Regions from separate parts of the Mus musculus genome. Here region 2 is linked to region 1. Evidence: chromatin loops called from intact Hi-C (ENCODE). Cell type or tissue: gastrocnemius. All regions are shown on one strand. Links, peaks and the distances in the headings refer to the core of each region. The heading gives the core; the rest is flanking DNA. Region 1 holds the start of Lrguk (leucine-rich repeats and guanylate kinase domain containing). Region 2 has its middle 39 kb from the start of Akr1b3.

Region 1 (7,074 bases), core at 1,271-6,270:
TTGTTCTGGAGATGTCCTTGCCCCAGCGGAGCGTGATCATACAGCTAGCATGTAGCTCTTCTTCTCCTACACCTCTGGATTGGTCCCTTCTCACACTCGTCTTCACCTGCACATCAGCGAAGAATCTGTTTTCCTATACTGCTGTCCTTCCCACCTCCCCTCCTCTCCCTGGCTTTTCCTTCCTTCCTGGCCTATTTCACAGACCTAGAGCTATGAACTCCACAGCTTCTGCCTCTGAGATCCCTCCTCCCTGATTTTCAGTCATATGATTCTTAAACCCAATTCCTTAATATATAGTAACGTCTGTCTCTGATTCCCTTTGCCATGACCCAGTATCCCCCACTGTCCTGTCTCACAGTGACAATGAGGTCTCTGACACCCAATTGGTGATGGTTTCATCGTAAGTGTTTTATCTTTAACCTACTTTATGTTCCAAGCACTCCCTTAGTCCGGAATCTCCCCGCTCCCCTATAGATACTGCTAGAATACATACCACCCTATCACCTAAATTTACCTGGTCATCAGAGAACTGCTTACAGTATCAAGTGAGTGTCTGTGCACAGCCCAGAGCCTAGCCCTACCCCAGCTTCAGCTGCTTGTTCCGCTCTTACGTTTTAACTCCCAAGTGCAGCTGATCCTGTCTCTGTGTATGAAACTCCAGGTGCTGCTTGCTGTGACATACCCATGTGTCACTCTGAGAGCATGGACCCTGCATGTCTTCCGTCACATCTCAGTCACAGCGTCGTCTTCTATTTTAACTGCCATCACTTACTTATTCCATCTGTAACTTCTGAGTGCCTACTCTATCCAGCAGATGAAAACTTTACGGTAGTCTCTTACTAAATTTGGAGTCTGTAACTATCCCAGTGAATAGGCACTGTGGCTCACATTGAGTGACTGGTACTGGCAATGGGAAGTTTTCACGCACCAAATGTTGGGTCGAGACGCGGTCAAAGAGTGTTTCCTGTTTCCTATTAAGCAATTGCTTGGTAAATGTTCGTTCCATAGGGCTAAAACCACTTTAACAAGCTACAGGTAGCAATTAGAAATGTCTGAATTACTGTTTTTAGTATCAGGACTCTACTATGCTAAGTGTTTGGGATTTTTACTACACTTTCTATTTGTATGTGTATTGTGTACATGCACACATGCCACAGCACACATGTGGACGTCATAGGACCACGTTGGAGAGTCAAGTCTCTTCTTCCACTATGTGGGTCAAGGGGGTTGAACTCAGGTCATCAAGCTTGGCAGCGAATGTCTTTACATGAGAAGCTATCTCACCGGCCCGATGCTAAGCATTTTACATATAGGATAGCATTTAGTTATCCACGAGACAGAGGGGACTCTCAAGCACATTATAAGCTAAATCACTTATTCAGAATCTTGGTACTAACCAAAGGCTAGCCCACATCCCAGCCACAAGCCTTTCATCACAAAGGCTGTGCTCCAAACAGCCAGTCTCAGCCGCTTCCCTTAAAGTCATCAGGGCTTCTGCAGTCTGAAGCAGGCTGCACTGATGAATATGGCCACCACGTGATTACTTGGAATCAGGGTGAGAAACGGGAAATCAACCACTCAACAAGAACGTATACTTCACAACTTTTCAGCTCATTCCACATTTTAAAATGCAATACCGTGAAAAGTCAGTATCAGTATTTAGAATATAACTGGAGGAAATAATAAACTTTTTCTCAACATAGTCTCCAAACCAGAAAGGGGTAGCCAGTTGGATGGACCCCTTCTAACGGCTTGTTAATGGCATCCTGAAGACAGATTAATGATGGCGCTAATGAACTCATATCCAAGGAGCCTGTGCTAATTAGAATCATAAGTAATGCTGGTGGTTCATTTGTGAATTCCTCTGGGGTGGAAGATGGTGGAAACCACACAAACATTTCGAAGGAGCACAAACACAGCTACGGTTTGTCGTAGTCTCAGCTGAAGGTGGAAAATTAACCAACAAAGGGAGAATAAAATAAATGATGGCCTTTTTGGTTGTTTGTTATCATTATCTTCATCATCATCACCAGCATCACCATCATCATCATCATCATCGTTATTGTTAAGGCACGGTCTCACTGTGTGGTTCTATCAGTGTTTCTAGCTAATCAGAAACTGGGTGTGTAGACCAGGCTAACCTCTAACTCACGACAATCACCCTATCTCTGCCTCTCAGTGCCGGGTGAGAATGGCAAGAACGCCATTGCCAGCACACTGCTATAGCCAACTTCAAGCAACGTTAGAATGCAACCAGCCCAGGAAGAAAGATGTAGACTAGGAAAAACAAAAAGAGGGATGAGGGGGGAAATAGGCCAAATATTCCAAGTGCAGGAAAGGGCATTAGAGACAAGAGCCCAGGGAAAGGAGGGCAGAAGTGGAGTAACGGGAGGTCAGAGGCAGGAAGGACAAGAAAGAAGGCAAACCAGGAGCCATGTTTGACAGGGGGAGAAAGGTGGCTTGTGAAGAAGCTGAGGGAAAAGAAGGGGGAGCAGCGAAAAAAGGCAAGAAGTGAAATCAAGAAAGATGTTGGTTCTGAGTAGCTATGACAGAGAGAAAAGCCTAACTGGGTATGAGAGGGAAACAGATCAACCTACGATTTTGAAAAAGCACAATAAATAGAAGCCAATACTAGGAGTAAGGGAATGCAAGGTGGAAGGAAGCGAAGGGATGAGGAAGGACAGTCGGTGTGTGGGAATACAGTCAAGTGGGGAAGGGAAGTGGAATCAGGAGATTAGGAAAATAGTTAAGAGCGTTGGGAACGCTCCCCATAAGCCAAACTCTGCCAACTAGGGGTGAGCTGGCTCTCTCTGATCATGCTGTGGCTCCCTTCTAACCAGAAAGAGTGGGAGTGCTTAAATAGGCACACAAATACCCCGAGCAGAAGTAACATATAAAACGTATACATTATTTCGTCTTCAGCAGAGCATTGGGATTTTTTTTTAAACCACCCTGGAGGAAGGAAGAAGATGAATGGCCCGCATAATTTTGTCAATGCGTAATTTTGAAAGCATTAAACCCATACTGGTACACTGATTTTTTTCCCCCCGTTATAACAGTGTGTAATCTGACAGATAAGAAACTAGGAAAAGAAAGTAAATATTTGGAGGGTTTCACCCCCTTTCTCCAAGACAGGAGGTGAAGCACACGAGAAATGGGGGAATAAAAATAAGCAGCAAAGAAAAGCCCTTGCCCTCTGGCTAGAGTGGAGTGGGCTGAGCCCAGGGCTAGAGAAGGCAGAAGCAAGCTGCCGCTGAGGCAGCCAGGTTGAGCGGCTGGAGGATGCCTGAGACTGGGGTGCGGGTTGGGGAGGGGGGGAGGCACACCTCCAAATTCTGCATTTCGGACTCCTCTGACTCTTCAGATTCTCCGTCCTCCTGTTGCTTCTCTTCTTGCTCCGCTTCTGCCTCATGAGAGCGGTGGATGAGCTGGTGGAGGAGGTAAGAGGAGGCGCTTCTGAAAGTCCCTTTTGACTTCAGACCCAGGGGGAAAGAAGGCCAACGGCCCTGACTTTGTTTTTCTGTGAGCGACAGTATCGCCTGGGCTGCAATGCGAGAGGCGCCCAAACCCCGCCTGAAACGGGTGCCTTTCCATCTCGAGGGATTTCGCTCGAAGGCCGCCATCTTGTTTATACGCGTTGCCTAGGAGACTGACGTCATGGCCCGCGGCGCTGCAAGGAACTCTGGGGGGCTGTAGTCCAAGCTTCCGTACTTGCACATTCTGTCAAGGTCTCCATTGGCGTTCACTTTTGCAGCGTTCTGCTGCTTCTTTTATTTTCCTCTTTACGTTCAGTGGCTAGTGTTGTTCCTTTTTGCATGTACTTTTAATCCCTTTTCTCCACCCACTTTCTTTGTCTTCTTGCTGCCTGTCCTTCTTTGAGCTTGTTCACCTCACATTTGATAACATTCACACAAGCATCTCCAGTCTGGCTTCATTCACACCATCGAACTTTGGAAGCATTTGACATCCCTAATTCTGTCGGTCGGAAAGCTAGTAAAGATGAAATTTAACACTATGCACAGCGCCGTGGGAGGAGATGAGGCCGTGACATAGAAGATTGAAAAGACCTGACTCCTCTCCTTTTCCTTTCATTGTAGATAATGAAGAGAAACTACCAAAGGATTTTAAGAGCTCATTTGTAGTTAATTTACATACCTGTCCAACTCTGAGTCTGGTCCTTGGGAAGAAAAAAGCTAGCAGTGGGACCAGAGGGGCAGATTGGGGAAGGGAAGGAAGGGAAAGGGAGGAGAGAAAAGGAAAATAAATCAAACTAATTGTAGTGTATCTGAACCCCTGTGAAGAGGTTAGTATTCCATCAATAATTAGTCAAGTGACCTGCATCTGTAATTATTTTCATCCTGCTGAATAGTTTTATCAAATGTTCTTCTTGAAGGATTAGAAAAGGCATGGCATTCTGCTAGTGTGATTTTATGAAACCCAAATCCTATAGCCTTAAGCTCCACAAAATAGACATGCTATAGAAAAACAGAACGAGAACTGTAGCAACTATTATTGCCATAGCAATGACAACAGAGATCCTGACAGGGAAGTTGTCTTCATCCTCTGGCCTTACTGGGCCATTTCTCCATGCTTCAGTGACAGCCATTACAAATACAAAATGATCCTATCAATGGCTGTCAGGGGAAAAGGAGAAAAAATTCTTATGGACACCATCCATTGACTATTATCTTTCTTAGTGCTTGAGGGACCATTAAAACTGACATAAAGCTTTCAGAATTACCTTCCTTCATTATCTTGCGGCTCGTAACTGGAAAGGGCGCAATGAAAGTATCTCTCTGCTAGGTTTGCCTTGCCTGTTATTTCTTTTCCTAGTGGGTACCGATTTTGACAAGGGATTTCTCTCCAACCTCATTGCCTTAGGGTCTGGATCCACCTAACTAAGAAGACTAGAGTGTTCGCTCTGCTCTTGCAGAAATTATAAAAACGCAAACCCTATGTGTGTCTTCAATAACTTAATCAGCATTTGTAGCAGAGGGAACTTTGCTAACGGCAATCTACTGAGAAAAATGTTTGATGGTAGAGTTAGGATCTGTCAAAGAATAATTTCAAAACATGAAAAACATGTTTGCCCTACAAGGACTAGAATGAAACAGGCTGGGGAGAGTTTATTTGTTGGAGTTGGTCTCGTGAACTGTGCATTCAGATGCTTGTTCTGTGTCCCAAGGTCACATTTCAGTCTAGACGTGGGCATTGTATTGACCAATGTGCTATAAAGAATTCTCCCCAATCTCTGCTTGGACAATAAAAGGCTAGAGCCCAAGACTGGGAAGGAGAGAGAGGAAGGCAGAACTTGAAATGGAGTAGGGGGTCTTAGGTAGGGACTACAAGGAGAAGGAAAAAGGTAAAGGAAGAAGGAGGACTCCATGAGGCAGGATGGCCCATGATCATGTGGCCAAGAGAAGCTCACCCTGAGGCCACACATGAAACAAAACAAGACTCAGTTGGCAAGCAGTGGGTATATTCATCTGGTTATTAATAGCCTCATTGGGTTGTCATAGTGTCAGAACCTGCCCAGTTTAGGTTTGTAGCTTGTTAATGAATTCTGATGTCTTTGTGTTGTTTACTCAGGAGCTAAATGGGAAGGAGTGTGGCAGAAACAATAAATGACATCAGTAATTATTCAAGTCAATCAGAGTTAAAGATGGCAACCATATTCAGAATCCACAAGATAAGGAATTGTGACATAGACTTGCTAAGTTAGAGACTGTTCGAAGTAACTTTGAGGTCCCAAAGACAGAGCCCACCACTCCATCTGAAGCGTCTCAACAAAGCAAAATGTTACTCTTTTTCAGGAGGATGATTTAGAGAGAATGAAGGCACAGAGACAGGAAGTCCACTTGATGGTGGCAACTGTCTTTTTTCCACTGGCTGGAGTCTGACTTCAGGCTCTCAAGATTGGATAGTTTTTTAAAATCAAAGCTAGAGAAATGAAGGTGAAAGGAAGTCAATGACTTTAATCTGAGAATGTAGCAGGGGCTTACTGGGTTGGTGCTATTAAAACGTTTATGTAAAAGTCTTACTGGGTTGGAGAGATAAAAGATCTGAATTCCTTGTCCTAAACACAGGTTTTATAGTTGTAAAGGAGCTGGTAGAGAAGGCTGATATTTAATATTCCTTTCAGAGACAAAACAGGCTAATTTACTACAACATATTAAGACCTAACGATTGGCTTATGATACTGATGTGTATTTGGCCTTTTTATCTCCATACCTACCTTTACTTTCACTTGATGGGTCGGTCCACTGAAGCTCCAGGGAGGTCAACAATTGGCCTAAGGCAGGATGGGGGTCGGGAACAGTGCAAGACACCTAATGTAGACTGAGCAGCACTGCCAAAGCTACAACTTTTTCAGAAAGAAAGAAAGAGATAGAGAGAAAAAGAATGAAGAAAAAGAGGGAGGGAGGGGGAGAGAGAGAAAGAAAGAGAATAAGGAAGGAAAGGGAGAGAAAGAAAGAAAGAAAGAAAGAAAGAAAGAAAGAAAGAAAGAAAGAAAGAGAAAGAAGGAAGGAAAGAAAGAAAGAAAGAAAGAAAGAAAGAAAGAAAGAAAGAAAGCAAGCAAGCAGGGGAGAGAAAGAGAGGAGAGGAGAGGAGAGGAGAGAGAGAGAGAGAGAGAGAGAGAGAGAGAGAGAGAGAGAGAACAAGATAAAACTTCACCAAAATACTCATCATAAAAATAAACTGGTTGGAGCTGGAGAGATGTCTCAGCGGGTAAGAGCACTGACTGTTCTTCCAGAGGTCCCAAGTTTAATTCCCAGCAACCACATGGTGATTCACAACCATTTAATGGGATCTGATGCAGTCTTCTGGTGTGTCAGAAGACAGCTACAGTATACTCACATACATAAAATAAATAAATCTTTACACGAACAAACATGCCAGTCAAGGTTCTTCAGTATGAACAATGAATCCACTCAACACACTAGACTCAAAAAGTCTATCCGAGAACCAACTTTTTACAGAGCGAATCAATGACCCTCCAGGCACAGTGACGTTCCTCAGACTGCCTGAGTTCGGAGTACTCAGTACTCAGCTTTGGTCTTGTTTTTTCACTAA
Region 2 (7,074 bases), core at 1,091-6,090, 250 kb before region 1:
CCCCAAAAATTTGATCAGTGAGCATAATGGCGTTATTTGAACCTAGAAGAAGGAAGCCCCTGAGTAGGGTTTTACAGAGAAAGTGAGCATGCTCATCCTGTCTCCTGTCACCCTGTCACAGGACTAGTGCTCCCCAGAAGACCTAAGAGGTTTGTCCCGAGGCCATTGGGTAGAGGCCTTGGAGTTTAAGTGCCTTCTTGGGCCCAGGTCTGCTGATGCTTAAGTAGTGCAGTTAGCTAGTGATTTGCAGGACTAAGTCAGGGATTTCAGAGGCCGTGGGGAGTGAGATCTGTGCGGAACCAGAAAACTTCATGAAAATCTAGATCCCCTCCTGTAGGCTGAGTGGGTCTCAGCTCAGAGGCCTGGGGTTGTGATGTCCATAATGGCTTAGCTGCTTTGTAATTTCTGCTTGGGCCAAGTGGCGACCCTCTGAATTTCTGCTTGTGAGAGCCAACCAGCTCTGAGACTCCTAGGTCCTGTCTCTCCTGGACCAGCCCCACCTGAACCACACCACCACCTACAACTTTTTCAAGGAGGTACCAGTGAGCAAGCAAAGACAAGACGCTGTGCGCTGCATTTCCTTGCCTTCTGAAGCCTGAGTTTTTACACAGTTGGCCAAGTGATGAACACACCTGACCCTCTGACCCAAAAGAGTCCATTCTGAATCCCCAGTCCGGAGAAGCCATGGGAAGGATGGTCCAGCTTCCAGGATACTTTATGCCTTGGGCCAACCTACAGGCCATACACAAGAGCCTACCAGCCTTGGCACATGGGTGCAAGAGACTCTAAAGGTCTTCCCTGAAAGGAGAATGTACAGGCTGGATGAGTTGGACCAGGGGTTAGCTGTGGTGCTGGCTAGACCTGTACCCCCATAATTCTAAAGCCCACTTGAATGGTATCAGGAGCAAAGGCTCTGCCTTCACCACAGGAGCAGGGTCTTTCAGACTCATCTCCAACAGCCCCAGCCCAAAATGGTATGGGAAAGGCAGAGGTGGGGTTGGTACCAAGTGGGACACTGCTTAGGTTTGAGACCAGAGAAAGAGCCCACTAACCCTTGCCTTTAGCCTGGGTCTGTGGAAATCTACACTCCACCAGAATGGGGATTTTTCTAAGGACCTTGTGCTTATTTTCCATCCCTTGGGTTCTGAGGAAAAAATTCCTCTGGAAACTTCCATCTCAGCCCCAGCTCAACAAAAGGGAAAGGGGATTTTTCCACAGAGGCCAAAAGTTGCTGGGGGAAGAGGCCCAGAACCCCACCAGGCACTGCCTAAAGAAATCTTCGTATGGAAAGGAAGTCTGGAGGCCTGGAGCAAGAGCCATCAGGATCCACCTCTCCCTTCTCATTCTCCTTCACTTAGGACAAGGATGGACATCCACTGTCCTGGTCTAGTTCTTCTATCATGGGATAGACAAGTCTCACTAGAGTGCTGATCAAGGAATAAAGAAATGCATTCTGTTATAATTCTTATTCCAAAGGAAAGACTTACTATTACAACTGAGTATAGAGGCTTCTAGAACGTTCTCTCACCCCTCTCTATCCCTAAGAGCCTTCTCTTTATTCTTGACTTGTTAACTATACCCTTGCTTTTAAAGGATGAAATGTAATTCACCCCTGATAAAGTTTGCTATTTAAAAGTAACAGTCTGTGGTATTCACACCGTCGTCTCTCTCCTGCGACTTCCTATCCCACAGTCATCTCCCAGAAGAGATGAGAAAGGACTTGGCTGGAACTTTCCCTGACGTGTCTCCTAAGCAATCCAAGGCTGTGGTCCTAAAGCCTGCTCCAGCCCTCTGGCACAGATGTGCCCCTCTCTGGAATTTCCAGGATATCCTATGCATGCCCCTGGACTCCTGCCATGAACAGACAAGTCGGGCTCCCGGTAAAGTTTTCCATGGATTAGAGCCTCTTCTTGTGGGTTAGAAAGTTCCTATACCCAGTGACCCAATGGGGAAGTCAGACCTTGAGGATGGAGACTTCAGATTCAGATGTCTTAACTAACTTTCTCTCCCAGACGAGGAAACAGCGGCACAGAGACTTCAAAGTTGAACAACTTAGTAATGGCATCATGAAAACCAGAAGTCAGGTCTTCCTGTGCTTTGGTCACAGCCTTCTCTACTGTCTGATACTTTCAACCATCAACATTAAGTGGACTCTCCAGGGTCCAGGACTGCACTGGGTGGGCTGTTCTGTGTCCCTGAGTCCCCTCAGAGAGGCCAGAGCAGGCCTAACCCCAAAATGAAAAAAGAGCATAAGGGCAAAAGCCAGGGCTCAACAAGGTGATGTTTCATTGTCACCCAGTGGTGGCCTCAGAGCCAGACAAGAGGAGTGCTCTTTTCAGCAGCGCCATCAATGGCTTCTTCCCCAAGATTGCCCATGGCTTCTGTCTCTGGCCTCAGGTTAGTGGCAGAATAATTATTGGCTCAGGTTGATGGAATACCAGAGCTAGTTCCTGCCGGCTCACAAGAGCTGATTTTCATAGTTCTGGGAAACTTGCAAAGGAAAAGCATGATTGGGTTTAAAAATTAAGTCCATACATTTTCATAATTCAATATATAATATTAGAAACACACAATTCGTACTCAAAACATCACTTCTTAGTGGTTTTATTATATGCTTCTATTGTCTATGCTCAGGGGGTTGCTTGAGGTTGAATCTGATTGTCAATGTTCAGGGATGCCACATTGTGTCTTGAAATGGGCCACTCTGGGAGTATATAACCACAGGAATAGGCAAATGTCACATTTGCCAACTGACATTTTTATCTGTTTTTTTTTTTTTCATTTCCCATCCACCAACAGACCTACAACGGATGCCATGACTCCTCCTGAGCAGTCTTCAGGGTGCCTTGGGACTCTCATTCCACAGTGGCTGTTTACCAGGAATAGATTGGGATCCCATGGTGCTGTGGCCTCCTCCCAGAAAGGGGCCTAAGAGACCCCACTCAAAGGAAGGCTCCCTCGCATCTGAGCGTCCACTTCCCTGCATTGCATCTATCAAGTATGTGAGGCTGCCAGGCACCTTGCTGGTCCTGGAAGAAAGCAAACACCAAAGACAGGCATTCCCCTACTTTTTTAAAGGATGCATGGAGCCCACTTGGGCCAAGGAAATGTGTTTACTTGGGGAGTCACGTGACTCTCCAGCTCCACTCACAAGTGCTGGAATCGCACAACCACATCCAGATAGAACTCATAATCTTAATGGTCTCTCCCAGCTTTAAGACACTGTGGAAGTTTTTTTTTTTTACCCCCTTTCGTATTAAAGCTTCTCTTTCCATTCAATATTCTGCCCCTTTTAGACATGATTTCTTCTCCTGCCTGTTGATTTCTCTTTCTCGTGTTATACAGTAAGTCATTGGCTCTTCAAGGCTTCTGTTCCCAAACTTAAATTGCTTGGGTAGGGCACTCACAAACAGTACAAACTATGCCCTCCCCCACAGTTCTGACTATGGGACCAGGAATCTGAATCTTTACTGAAGCTCTTCAGAGATTCTCCTGTGATAGTATAAGAACCACATTTTCAAAACCAGTCCTGCATCAGTAAGGGCTGTTTCTTTTGTTCCTCTTTCAAGAGAATTCGTTTTTCCCACGGCAGCCTCACTGCCTCGATTGTCTCGATTATCAACACAGTCCTTTGATGTTTTATTTACGCTACCTGTTTCCATCCTCCATGTACTTTCTTGACATGGGGCTTGGATCAGTTTGAAGCTGGGCGTTACCCATCAGATGGAGGGAGTTAAAAGAAAAACCCTGCAGTTAAAAACTGTCATTCAGAGTATGAACACTTGGGGACAGCATTGCTCTACTTTCTTTAGTGTCGGGGCGGCTGGAAGTTTTGACTTGCGCTGTGGTTTTGGTGTGAATTCCATTTTTTTCTGCTTTTCATCTTCTGTAAGTTTGTGTAACTTAGACAGACGGTGACTCCGTGAGAATCATGCTGTCTGCAATAGAGGCTAGGCATGTTTTCTCTCTCATCGTGGGTTTTCGGGATAGTTTCTGTAATGGCTTCCAGGTATGGGCAAGGATGGAGGATGAAGGACAAGTTAGGAAAGCCTGAAAATGTCTGCGTTATGAGAAGCCATTTGCCTGCTTTCTGTCCAGGACTTAAGACAGATTTTACAGACAATGGGAGAGAGAGGTCTATAATTTACTGATTACCTCCTCGGTGCTAAAGCTTTATTATTTTAAAAAAAAATCTTTTAAAAAGGCTTTATCTATTTGTTTTATTTTATTCACCTACATGTCTATATGTACGCCATACGTATTCCCGGTGTCCCATGGAGGCCCAAAGAGGTGGCAAGACCCCGTGGAACTGGAGAAGCAGTCAGCTTTGAGCTGACATATGGGTGCTGGGAACCGATCCTGGGAACCTGAGTTAGCTACAAGACCAGGAAGTGCTCTTAAGCACTTGTCCACCTCTCCAGACCTCTCATTTAATTCTTACCACAATCATTTCTTCAAGACAGAAAACTTCAGGCCTGGGGACAGTGAACCCCAGAGAGATCTCTCCAAACCCAGCATGTTCTCTACAGACAATGCTGTCCAGTGGTCAGCACTCACCAGCAAAGCTGGTTTCCTAGTGGTTCTCTCATGGCAGGGCAGTGGGTTCAACAACATCTGTCTGCACCCAGGAAGGAAGGCACTGGGAGCCTCCGTGCAGAGCAGCAGAGACAACGTAATTCTCTTCCGCTTCCAAGGGCAGAGCAGAGAAAGGCATAAAGGAGAGGGAGGGAAATGAAGCATTTTTAAGTGAATGGGCAAACGCAGTCCCAGCTGGAACTGAAATCAATGAAGTAAAAATAGACTTAGAGCAAACCCAGAATGAAGGTCCCCTGGGCTTAGAAACTCACATCTTCAGTTTCCTAAGGACATCTACTGTCCCTCTCCCATCTGCAGGCTTCTGCAGTGACTCCAAAGCTGAAGGAGGGACATGCAGCTGGAACCACACACCATACACGAAACACGCAGAGGCCTGGCTCTTCTCCTTGCCTAAGTTCAGTGAGGGCACAGGTAGGACAGAGCTCCAGAGGGGTGAACACAAATACACAGAGCTCAAGAAAGCTGAGCGTAGACATTGTGCAGTGTCATTTAGGGACATGATTCACTTCACAGGGGCAGGGTAAGACGTGAAGGAAGGCATCTGAGTAATGCTGTGGTGGGTAGATGCTGAAGCTACTGAGTGAAGAAGAGAAAGCATTGATCCTGTTTATGCAGCCAGGTATTTTTTGTACCTAATACAATCTGTTTATTATGAGTGTGCATACATGCATGTGTTTGTGCATGAATGTGTTTGTGTTAATACGTGTGTGTGTGTGTGTGTGTGTGCGCATGCCTATGTATGCTTGTTTGTGCGTGGGTGCATGCATGTGTGTGCACATTTGTGTGCTCATGTGTATTTGTGTGCATGTGTGTGTGTGTGTGTGTATGTGTGTGTGCACACGCACATGCGTGCACGTGTGCATGTATTCACATATTGGGAAGAGCTTCTTCAGACTGTTGGGAGTTCCTCACTTGGTCCCATCCTATGTCACATGAGAACTGTGTTACCCTATTCACTACATCACCAGGAGCCCTTCCGTAGCTGTCCTCTGAGCTGGGGCCTGTGCTTTCCTAACCACATCACAACCCACAGTGTGGCATGAAAGAGCAGCAGACACATAAACACAGGGAAGAAAGGAGACTGAAAGGAAGGCAGAGGGGAGAGGACCAAGATGGCTCCTTGATGATAAATGAAGCCATCAGACCCTGTTTAACGATCCCCTCTTGGGTCTTTATTTTCGAAAAGCAGGAGAAAGAAAATAGAAACAATGACAATAACTTCTATTGACTTTCTAGATTTCTGCTTCCCCCGTGCATGGATTTTCCTGAACAACTCAAGAGAACATATTTCTGAAGTCTCTTTAAGGTCTATTAATTTTGACATGGGCAATCAAAGACTATCATCAGCTCGTTTATATGAGTTGTTTTGCTGGGGAATTGAGCCACCGTCTCCTGGGCCTTCTCCTTCCTTGACTCTCGGCAAAGCTGCTACCATTTTCTTCTCTCGCACTGCCTTTATTTGCACTCCCTGTACTCAGAAGGCTGGAGTACTGATCAAGTCAAAAGCAGCAGGACTTCTATGGCTAGTTTCCAAAAACATGGTAGGACAAAATACTTCATAGTAACTTAAAGCTGGAAGGGACCATGACGATTATTAATTATGTCTAGGTGTGGTGCTGGAATCTCAGAACTTGTGAACTGAAGTCAGAAGGTGAGAGTCCAGGATCGTCCTCAGCTGTACACTGAGTCTGAGGCCAGCCTGGGCTACACGAGTCCTTGTTTCAAATAAGAAAAACAAACAAACAAAGCAAAATGAAAGGAAACAGAATGAAGCACAGAAAGATCGTGAGCTCTTTTCATGGAACCCGGAGTCAGAACAACTAACTGCCTAACTCAAGGACGACGAGCTAATTAGTGGTATAGCTAGGAACAGAGTCTGAGAGGAACTCAATCAATCAGCTAGTAAATACTGATCGATGACCATAGCTCTTCCCTGCCCACAAGGGGCTGAGGCCAAATTGACAATGCATATCAATATGTAGGGGCATAAGATAAAACTCCAGAAAGTACCAGTATAATTGGAAGCACAGCTGCTTAGTTCACGGTGCTCATGTCTGGGTTTATAGAAACCTTTAACTCCTGGGTAGTGGTGATTTTAGTAGATTATAGAGACACTCCTCTTTTGGAGAGGGTGATAGTTAATGTAGAGGTTCATATCTGGTCAGTGTTGAGAATAAATGATCTAGTCTCTGCTCTATAGATACCTCTTTTGCAGAAATGCAGGCATGTATTCACCAAGTAGAGTATGCCAGTCTACAGCCATCTGTAGACACAGACACACACTGACTGACCTTTCAATGTAAGTGAGTGTACCCCAAAAAGCATAAAAATTAAAATCTTTATGCCCTAGGGTGATCATTTGTATCACTTATGATTATCTTTGTACAATCCTGGGGCTTTCCCCTACTGCATAGCACCCCTTCTTGGAAGTTTGAGTCACCCCAGGGCTCACATCCCCAACTGCGGGCTCCACCCCCC

Evidence for each region. Peaks named below come from ENCODE experiments on the same cell type or tissue, not always from the same donor. Only the 100,000 strongest peaks of a DNase experiment are listed, where the experiment ranks them.
Region 2: it touches region 1 in a loop (2.5-fold over the local background); 4 of 42 quality-filtered maps call a loop at or near these places.

What each region holds. Positions count from the first base shown.
Region 1 is chr6:34,026,006-34,033,079 of GRCm38, reverse strand. It overlaps Lrguk (leucine-rich repeats and guanylate kinase domain containing), which reads right to left and starts at 3,632. Exons shown (of 20, transcript NM_028886.1): 1 at 3,327-3,632. The coding sequence starts at 3,623. Gm38786 (a long non-coding RNA gene) reads left to right here and starts at 3,356. Exons shown (of 4, transcript XR_868961.1): 1 at 3,356-3,440. In gastrocnemius, for the core only: no CTCF peak of the experiment used is centred there; DNase peaks (open chromatin) are centred at 3,294 and 3,645; H3K4me3 peaks cover 1,269 bases; H3K27ac peaks cover 791 bases.
Region 2 is chr6:34,274,632-34,281,705 of GRCm38, reverse strand. No RefSeq gene overlaps it. Among named protein-coding and RNA genes, the nearest start is that of Akr1b3, 39 kb to the left of the region's middle. In gastrocnemius, for the core only: a CTCF peak has its summit at 3,789; a DNase peak (open chromatin) is centred at 3,794; H3K4me3 peaks cover 306 bases.